2 separate regions of the Homo sapiens genome follow, and region 1 is linked to region 2. Evidence: chromatin loops called from intact Hi-C (ENCODE). Cell type or tissue: PC-9. All regions are shown on one strand.

Evidence for each region. Peaks named below come from ENCODE experiments on the same cell type or tissue, not always from the same donor. Only the 100,000 strongest peaks of a DNase experiment are listed, where the experiment ranks them.
Region 1: a loop joins it to region 2, with 12 times the contacts of the local background. A loop is called at or near these places in 4 of 110 quality-filtered maps.

Annotation. Positions count from the first base shown.
Region 1 is chr10:70,328,650-70,333,649 of GRCh38, reverse strand. All of the region lies in intron 3 of LRRC20 (leucine rich repeat containing 20), which reads left to right. Among named protein-coding and RNA genes, the nearest start is that of NPFFR1, 47 kb to the right of the region's middle. RefSeq lists an enhancer at 1,603-1,897. In PC-9, a CTCF peak has its summit at 2,056 (motif pointing right); DNase peaks (open chromatin) are centred at 1,659 and 2,069; H3K27ac peaks cover 1,511 bases.
Region 2 is chr10:70,385,040-70,390,039 of GRCh38, reverse strand. It overlaps the pseudogene CEP57L1P1. Among named protein-coding and RNA genes, the nearest start is that of LRRC20, 4.9 kb to the right of the region's middle. In PC-9, CTCF peaks have their summits at 2,117 and 2,327 (motif pointing right); DNase peaks (open chromatin) are centred at 2,309 and 2,639; H3K4me3 peaks cover 321 bases; H3K27ac peaks cover 1,846 bases.

The sequences.
Region 1 (5,000 bases), 56 kb after region 2:
CCTCAGTGAAGCAAAGGCCAAACTGTTTGTGACCCCTGCATGGCTGCTTCTGGGCAGTGGGTCAGCCCTTCCTAGCAGTGTTAAGGAACCCAAGCATCATGGGCTTCAGCATCCTTAGTAGAATCCCAGAGATGGGATCACTGAGGTCAGAGGGCATTTTGAGGCTCTACTACATATAGCAGAAGAACCGCCCAGCAGAGACCAACCAACCTACAGAGCTACAAAAAATAAGTTAAATTCCCTATGAAGGGGAGTTGGGGCAGCCTGGAGATGGATTGCTGCTGCACCAGCAGGAGAGCATCGCTTCCATCCTGGGTCTTAACCACCCCTAGAAACCAGCAGACCTCAACAGCCCCCTTGCACCCCCCAGCCCAGAATTCTGTACAGTGTGTTGGGGGAGGAGGGTACACCTGGAACACCAGGACCGTGTGGCTCTGAGCCTCTGGTACCTCTGTCCTCCAGAGCCCAAGCTAACACTTCTTGCAACCCTGTAAGGCAGAAGACTGCAGTTTCCCTTCACTTCCCTCTTCCAGGCTCTAAGTGCAGCTCTCCTTTGCTCCCAGCTCTGCGATTCAGATGTTTCCATACCTGCCTCTGCTCTTCTTACCCATTCCCAAGCACCTCTCTTGTTGCTGTTTATGTCTCTGCCACACCTGCAGAGCTCTAAGTCTTCATTTGAAAAACGTATCCTATTTACTTATTTATTTTTGATTAGGCAGTAGATGCACACAATGTGATATTTTGAGGATTGAAAGGATAGTGGGGAAAAATAAGTCTGCTCTTCTACTCCTGTCCCCAGACATCCAAGTCCGTGTCCAGAGACAACCACCATTAGCAGTACTGGAGATATTCCATGCCTATGTAAATATAAATATACTTCATAATAGTAGCATTTATAATATGCCACCAAGGGTAGGTACTGTTGTAAGCAAACAGAGCATAAAGTAACAAGTAACTTGCCCAAGTTCACACAGCAAGAAAAAAGAGCTACCTTAGTCTTTTCTTTTGAAACAGGTCTCCCTCTGTCACCCAGGCTGGAGTGCAGTGGTGCAATCTCGGCTCACTGCAACCTCTGCCTCCTGGGCTCAAGTGATCTTTCCACCTTAGCCTCCCGACTAGCTGGGACTACGGCACACACCATCAAACCTAGCTAATTTTTTGTATTGTTTGTAGAGACAGGGTCTTGCCATGTTGCCCAGGCTAGTCTTGAACTCCTAGACTCAAGTGATCCGCCTGTCTCAGCCTCCCAAAGTGTTGGGATTACAGGCGTGAGCCACTGCACCTGGCCTGCCTTAGTCTTTTTATGGAGGCAGAATGTTTAGTACTTCATTTTAGTCTGTTCCAGACCTTGTTAAAAGTGCTTTTTCTGCCCTTCCCCTTGTCCACCCCCAAGGAGTGAGTGTGGCATCTGGAAATGCCCTCTGACCCCTGTGGGCAGCAGCTGTCTCTGTGTGAAGCCTCCTCAGCACTGAGCATGGGCTGGTGGAAGGACACTGCCCACCTGACCGTCTGACTCTGCCCTGCTGGGGAGTCCGTGCAGTCAGGGACTGTGATTGCTCATTGCCGCAGGTTCAGAGCCGAGGTGCTGATTGAGGTTTGGTGAGCAGGTATTTTTGGAGTTGGCACATTCCTTCGAGCATGGGTTGTATAATTACTGCAGGCCAGCCTTGTCTGTCCCCTAATGGAATTGGCAAGCTTCTCTCTCAGCTGGGGTTAATCTAAGGCCTCTGAGTCAGCCTTGGCAATTGTCCAAGATAAGGATGGTACAGGAAGTAATAAGAGGAACTTGGGGAAGAAGAGGTCCATTTAACAGACACCGGAAACCACAGTTCAGTAGGTTTAATCAATAAGGAAATGTCATGATGGGGGCTGCTCTCAGGCTGGGTACAACGTTGGGAGTGGAATGGAGTGGGATCTTTTTCCAGAGCCCCGGTCCATCCTGGGAGCCCTGGTTGTTCCACTCTGAACCCTGGCCTGGTGCAGGAAGAATCTTTGGAACCCCTAATGCAGTCTTCTGGGACCAGAAGATCTCAGCCCTCTCTGTCCAGAAGAGGGGGCAGTAAGACCTTGGGCAGATGGCCTGGGTGCTGTGACTCCAGAGGTGAGAAGCAAAGCCAGACGTGGCTGTGGCTGTGTTGGGCTGGAAGCCCAACACACTGGCCGATCCCGTGGCTGGGGCTTTGGCCACACTTTTATTCTTCCTCTGAACTGGAAACAACAGAGAAAACCTTAAATGCCTGGTTTGGGGCCATATAAGAGATAAAAAGAAAGCCAAGGCATCAGCAGCCTTGCTGGCCCCAGTTGGCCTTCGTGGCCTCAGTTTCCTTATCTGAGAAATGGGGAAACATCTACTCCATAGTGATTTTGTGAGGTTGGAGATATTGCTTATAAGGTGCCCTGTGTAGGGTTTGGTGCATGCAAGATTCTTGATGAGTGATGCTTCTGATACAGTGATGGTGAAGACACTGGGGGGCTTAGTTGTAGACAAGAGAGGTCTCTGGCCAAGTAGTCAGGATGATGGTCCAGTCATAGGAATCTCTCTCCACAAGGAATTTCAGTGAGAACAGAACTGGAGAGATCCCCAAGTCCACGTCTTCACGGATGGGGACCCTGAGGCTCAGAAGGGAGAAGTGGCTTTTCTGACCTGCCTCCAGGAAGATGTAGGGCGAGACCTCAGTTCAGGGTCCCCGGGTCCCCGGTCAGGCTCTTTGCCATGGAAGCAGGTGGTGTGGTCACCTGCTTCTCAGCTAATGCTAAGAGGCTGTTTTTAACTGGTTGTGTATATATACCTCACCTTACCGCACAGAGGATTTGTGGAGCTTGTGACGCAGGCAGCTTGGGTAGAGCAGTGGAAACCACAGTGGGAGCAGAAGCAACTCAGAGACCCTGCTGGGCCGTGGCTTCTGAGAAGTGAAGCTGGATGGCTGGGAAGAACTTGCTCTCTTGCCGGTGCCTCCCCACCCCATCAGGATGCATGCCCCATTCTGTCTAATTCAAGGCCTTTCTGTGGAATGCTTCCTTCCCATGGAGCTCAGATTTGGCTACCTGGAGATTTACTCTAACAATTTTGGTGGAATTTGGCACATACATTGACATTCATAAAGCCCTAGGGGTTGGACAAGTGGGTGACTGACAGGGGTGGGACATCCATCCCCAGGAACCTGCTGTCTTTGCCCTCCCTTGGGGAGGGGGCCTAGAAGCAGCTCCATGGTTTGGTTCCCACTCAAAACCTACCAGGTTTATTATAAACAACTTTATTCTTATAAATTTGGCAACTTAGAAGAAATGGACCATGTTCTTGAGAACCACAAACCACTAAAACTCAGCCAAGATGAAACAGACAACCTGAAGAGACCTATGACTATCAAATAAGTGGAATTCATAAATAAAAAGATCCCAAAGAAGAAATCTCCAAGCCCAGGTGATTGCATTGGAGAATTCTATCAAACTTTTAAAATGAGAATTAACATCAATTTTACACAGCCTCTTCCAGAAAATAGAAGGGAAGGGCATACTTCCCAATCCATGCTATGAAGTTGATATTACTCTGATATCAAATGCAGACAAAGACAGTATAAAAAATGTGAAAGAAAAAGAAAATACAGACCAATATCTCCCAAGAACACAGATGGAAAGATTCTCAGCAAAATATTACCAGTCAAATTCGGCAATGTATAAGAAGAATATATGACATGTGTAAGTGGGATTTATCAGTTATTCCAGGTATGCAAGTCTGGGTCCAACTTTAGAAATCAATCAGTGTAATCTATTATATGAAAAGGCTAGGCTGGGCGAGGTGGCTCACGCCTGTAATCCCAGCACTTTGGGAGGCTGAGGTTGGTGGATTGCCTGAGCTCGGGAGTTCGAGACCAGCCTGGGCAACATGGGGAAACCCCGTCTCTAGTAAAATACAAAAAATTAGCTGGGCATAGTGGCGGCATGCACCTGTAATCCCAGCTACTCGGGAGGCTGAGACAGGAGAATCGCTTGAACCCGGGAGGCAGAAGTTGCAGTGAGCCGAGATCGTGCCACTGCACTCCAGTCTGGGGGACAGAGCCAGACTCCATCTCGAAAAAAAAAAAAAAAAAGGCAAAAGAAGAATCACACAATCATATCATTTGACAAAGAAAAAGCATTTGACAAACTCCAACTCTCAGTACACTAGAAATACAGGGAAACTACCTCAACTTGGTAAAGAGCATCTTCAAAAATCCTACAGCTAACATCAGACTTGATGATGAAAGCCTTTCCCCCAAGCTGGGAACAAGGCAAGGATGTCCACTCTCATCCTTAAAGTTCTAACCACTGCCATAAAACAACAAGAAGAAGAAGATAGCTTTTCCCTGGGCTTTTTGCCGAACTGGTTTTTTTCACTCTGACCTCAAATGCCTTCCTAGCGATCTGAAATAACCTTCTTTTCTTGTTTACTATTTCTCCCTGCACTTGTCTGTAAGCTTGTTAAGGTTGGGATCTAGTCTGTCTCATTGCCACGATTTCCCGCTGTCTAGCAGAGCCTGCCCTGTGGTAGGTGCTGAGTAATATTTTTTGAGTAAGTGGAGACTGTGTTGGCATCATTGGCTCTGACTGGCTTCCTGCAATCCATGTGTCACAGTTGCACTGACCCTCTCTTATTTTCCCTTTTGATTCCTGCTATCATGTTGGCTTTGAATTTTGTTTCTGCAAAGGTTCCATAATCCAGGAACCAAGTGTCATGTGTCTTCTATCTCTAAGAGAGTCTCGCTCTCACTCTGTTGCCCAGGCTGGAGTGCAGTGGCAGGATCTTGGCTCACTGCAACCTCCGCCTCCCGGGTTCAGGTAATTCTCCTGCCTCAGCCTCCCAAGTAGCTGGGATTACAGCTGTGTACTGCCATGCCTGGCTGATTTTTGTATTTTTAGTAGAGACAGAGTTTCACCATGTTGTGCAGGCTGGTCTTGAACTCCTGGCCCCAAGTGATCCACCCACTTTGGCCTCCCAAAGTGCTGGGATTACAGGCATGAGC
Region 2 (5,000 bases):
TCCTTAAGTTTTTCTTCTAAATGTTTAATCTTGTCCTCAGCAGTTTTCTGAGTTGTTGTAAGTCTAAAACACTCTTTTTCTAAGACATCAAGCTTGTCAAGTTTTGCATACAGCTTCATCTGATCTTGTTCTTTTTCCCTCTGAAGCTGGGCCTGTTGTTCTAGGATCATGTTCTTTTCTCGCTCTACATTGAGAACCATTCTCTTTGTATATTCTAGTTGCTTCTCTAGAAGAGTGCAACGAGACTGGGCTGAGCTTAACTGTATACTTACATCTTTTTTCTGCTTTATCAGCTCCTGATGTGCTAGATTTCTCTCATTTGTTTCATTCTCTAAGGCCTTCTTATACTGTGCTGCTTCTCTGGAAAGAATGTTCAGGTCATCTTCAGCTTGTGTTCTCTCCAGCTCTAAACAATGAATTTTTTCCTGAAGAGTTTTTAAGGCTAAAATAAGAGCTTGGCTATTTGGGCTATGAAGTATCTTAGGAGAGGTAACTTCTAAGTTCGCAGGATGGCAATTCTGAGATGGTTCATTCTGGGTGAATGAGGGAACAAATACTCTTTCTGGAGGTTTATGATAGCTTCCTACTATACTATGCATTAATTCAGAATCCATTATCAAGCAGACGCTCTCAGTCAGCCCCTGCCACCGCTAACCGTTGGTTCGCGGGCACCCCCCTAAATTGTAATTTCTAATCTTGTAGCTAATTTGTTAGTCCTGCAAAGGCAGACTGGTCCCTGGCAAGAAAGGAGTCTTTTTTTTTTTTTTTTTTTTTTTGTAGACAGAGTCTCACTCTGTCACCCAGGCTGGAGTGCAGTGGCATGATCCCGGCTCACCGCAACCTCCGCCTCCTGGGTTCAAGCAATTCTCCTGCCTTAGCCTCCTGAGTAGCTGGGATTACAGGTGTGCACCACCACGCCCGGCTAATTTTTGTATTTTCAGTAGAGACGGGGTTTCACCATGTCGGTCAGGCTGGTCTCGAACTACTGATCTCGTGATCTGCCTGCCTCGGGCTCCCAAAGTGCTGGGATTACAGGCGTGAGCCACCGTGCCCGGCCACAAGAAGGGAGTCTTTTCGGGAAAGGGCTATTATCAATTTTGTTTCGGAGTAAAATCACGAACTGAATTCCTTCCCAAAGTTAGTTCAGCCTACGCCCAGGCATGAACAAGGACAGCTTAAAGATTAGAAGCAAGATAGAGTCGGTTAGGTGTGATTTCTTTCACTGTCATAATTTCCTCAGTTATAACTTAGCAAAGGCAGTTTCAAGTATAGATGTCACAACCAGGACTGGATTCTAAAAGACTGACTCTGCCTTTTTTTTTTTTTTTTTTTTTGAGACAGAGTCTCACTCTGTCACCCAGGCTGTAGTGCAGTGGCGTGATCTCTACTCACTGTAGCCTCCACCTCCCAGGTTCAAGGGATTCTCCTGCCTCAGCCTCCTGAGTAGCTGGGACTACAGGCGTGTGCCACCACACCTGGCTAATTTTTGTATTTTTAGTAGAGATGGGGTTTCACCAGGTCGGCCAGGCTGGTCTTGAACTCATGACCTCGTGTGATCCGCCCACCTAGGCCTCCCAAAGTGCTAGGATTACAAGTGTGAGCCACTACACCCAACCAAGCCCATATATATATATATATATATATATATATATATGTTTTTTTTTTTTTTTTTTCGAGGTGGAGTCTCCCTCCATTGCCCAGGCTGGAGTGCAGTGGTGTGATTTCTGCTCACTGCAACCTCTGCCTCCTGGGTTCAAGCGATTCTCGTGCCTCAACCTCCCAAGTAGCCGGGACTACAGGTGCACGCCACCAAACCCAGCTAATTTTTGTAATTTTAGTAGAGACAGGATTTCACCATGTTGGCCAGGCTGGTCTCAAACTCCTGACCTGAAGTGATTCACCTGCCTCAGCCTCCCAAAGTGCTGGGATTACAGGCATGAGCCACTGGGCCCAGCCCCAAGGCCCTATTTTTAAGGTTACTTTTTATCTATGGCAAATGATACTATGTTCCACTTGTGGAATGATATAAAATTCCTTTTTAAAAATAAATGTTTTTTTAAGTTAAAAAGTGAGTTGAAGGAAAAATATAAGTAAATAATACTATGGTGTGTTGGTAAAGCATTTCCTTCAGAAAAAAAAAAAAAGTCATGATTTGTAGTGTGTGCTGATTTCTATGGTGTAAGTTCTTCCACCATGCCTATTTCTAGTAATCCAGGTGATGGCACTGTACCCAGAGCTGGGAAAAAATGGGCAGAAGGAGCAAGCTCCAAGTCTGCACAAGTGACTCCAGCTCACCACTGGGTGGGGCTCAGATATAGCAAAAATCAGGAAGGTGGTATGGCAACAACTGACGCTTGAGAAATGCCTCTTGAGTCACCTTTGATTAGAATCGTATTTTCCATAGCAGAGCACAACTGCCTTGAGTTCTTGCTAATTTGACTACTTCTTGCTAATTTTCGTAAACCTGCAGTACCTGGCAGGGTAAGAGGGGTGGGCACCTCTCAACAGGCTGAACCTTCTGGAAGAGGTACTGGGGGAACTACTCTTCTGCCTTAGGATGGCAGTGACTTGGAGTTACCTCTAGTTCCTGGCTGTCGGTAGCTCAGCTCCAGGGAGAGGTGCGGCCCCAGGTGGAGGACAGAGTGAGAAACAGGATGATGTGTCGGGGCAGGGTCTGACTCACACCTGTGGAAGGAAGGACCTTCTCGGTTCGTTTTTATTTAAATGTTCCTTCCTCCCTTCCTCCCTCCCTCCCTCCCTTCCTTTTTTTTTTTTTTTTTTTGGGGACGGAGTTTTGCTCTTGTCACCCAGGCTGGAGTGCAATGGCCCAATTTTGGCTCACTGCAGCCTTTGCCTCCCGGGTTCAAGCAATTCCCCTGCCTCAGCCTCCCAAGTAGCTGGAATTACAGGTGCCTGCCACCGCGCCCGGCTAATTTTTGTATTTTTAGTAGAGACAGGGTTTCACCATATTGGCCAGGCTGGTCTCAAACTCCTGACCTCAGGTGATCTGCCCACCTCGGCCTCCCAAAGTGCTGGGATTACAGGCGTCAGCCACTGTGCCCGGCCTCTTCTCTTTTCTTTTCTTTTCTTTTCTTTTCTGTCTTTCTCTCTCTCTCTCCTTCCCTTCCTCCCTCCCTTACCTCTCTACTTTCTTGCTTTTTTTTTTTTTTTTTTTGAGATGGAGTTTCACTCTTGTTGCCCAGGCTGGAGTGCAATGGCACAGTCTCGGCTTACTGCAACCTCTGCCTCCTGGGTTAAAGCAATTCTCCTGCCTCAGCCTCCCTAGTAGCTGGGATTACAGGCACCCACCACCACACCCAGCTAATTTTTTCTATTTTTAGTAGAGATGGGGTTTCACTATGTTGGCCAGGCTGGCCTTGAACTCCTGACCTCAGGTGTTCCACCCGCCTCAGCCTCCCAAAGTGCTGGGATTACAGGCATGAGCCACCGCACCTGGCAAAGATGATTTTCTTTCAAGAAGTGTGAGATAAGGGCCAATATGAGGAGAATAGAATGGAAAAGGAGAAATTTACAGTTTTATATTGTATTACAGCTACTGCAACAAAGTGCCGCAGGCCAGGTATCTTACCAACAGAAATTCATTGTCTCACAGTTCTGGAGTCTAGAAATCTGAAATCAAGGTATTCGTTGGGTCCTTCTGAGAGCTGTGAGGGAAGGACCTGTACCAAGCCTTTCTCTTTAGCTTGTAGATGGCCATCTTCTCCCAGTGTCTCTTCACATGATCTTCCCTCTATGCATGTCTGCCTGTCTACCAATAACCACTTCTTATAAGGACACCAATCATATTGGATTAGGACCCACCCTAATGACTTCAATTTTAACTTGATTCCTTCTGTAAAGACGCTACCTCCAAGTGAGGCCACATTCTGAGGTACTAGGGGTTAGGACTACAACATATCTTTTTTTTTTTCTGGTGGATGTGGGGTGGGCGCACAAATTAACTAATTAGCAGGCCTAGAAGTTCTTTGATGAGAAGTAGACTCTATCAGGGTCTTCAGTCACAGGAGTTGAGATGCTGACTCTGTCAATGGGATACTGTCCCTTTTACAAGTGCCCTGAGAATTTATCCTGCCCAGTGGGGGTCAGACCCTTCAGGGAATAACCACAGAACAATTTTGTCTTAGCACAAGACTCTTCCTATCTGCAAGTAATTTGCAAGGATTTCAAACATCTCCGGAGGCTGTAGCCAAGCCCTGGCAAACATCCGAGTCTGTTCAGGGTGTACAGCTTCTGACTCAGGTGGCCAGGCTTGGACCACCTTGCTAAGGGGTCCAGGCCTCTAAAGATGCTCTGGATCTCCTCGGAGGAGACTATTTGTTTGGGGCCAGTTGAGCTTCTTCACCGAGAAGCCTCAGGGCCTTCCCTTGCACAGCCCTACCTCGCTGATTCCCTCACTGGCTGTTCTGAAACTGAAAATGGCCACGAACGGTGTGAGGCTTGTAGACCCTAACAGTGAGGGATAATATTTTGCCAATTGACTGCATTGAATGGAGTCAGTAAACATAGTGACTGAAAATCTTACCACTGTTGATAAGTATTTTCTGAGTACCCAATAGGTATTGTGAGAATACTTTTTTTTTTTTTGAGACCTGGTCTTCCTCCTGGGCTCTAGGGCTCAAGCTATCCTCCCACCTCGGCCTCCTGAGTAGCTGGGACTACAGGCCCAAGCCACCATGCCCGGCTACTTTTTGTATTTTTTGTAGAGATGGGGTTTCACCGTGTTGCCAGGCTGCTCTCGAACTCGTGAGCTCAAGTGATCCTCCCGCCTCAGCCTCCCAAAGTGCTGGGATTACAGGCGTGAGCCACAGAGCCCAGCCCAAGAATACTTATGGAGTCCTGTGACAGATTACAAAATTAGCCCCAACTCTCTGCTCATCCCTGTACTCATATTCTTTGCAATGTGACTTCGCTGCTTCTCCCATCAGGAGATGGAGTCTATTTCTTCACCCTCGAACCTGGGTTGGCCTTGCCATTTGGTT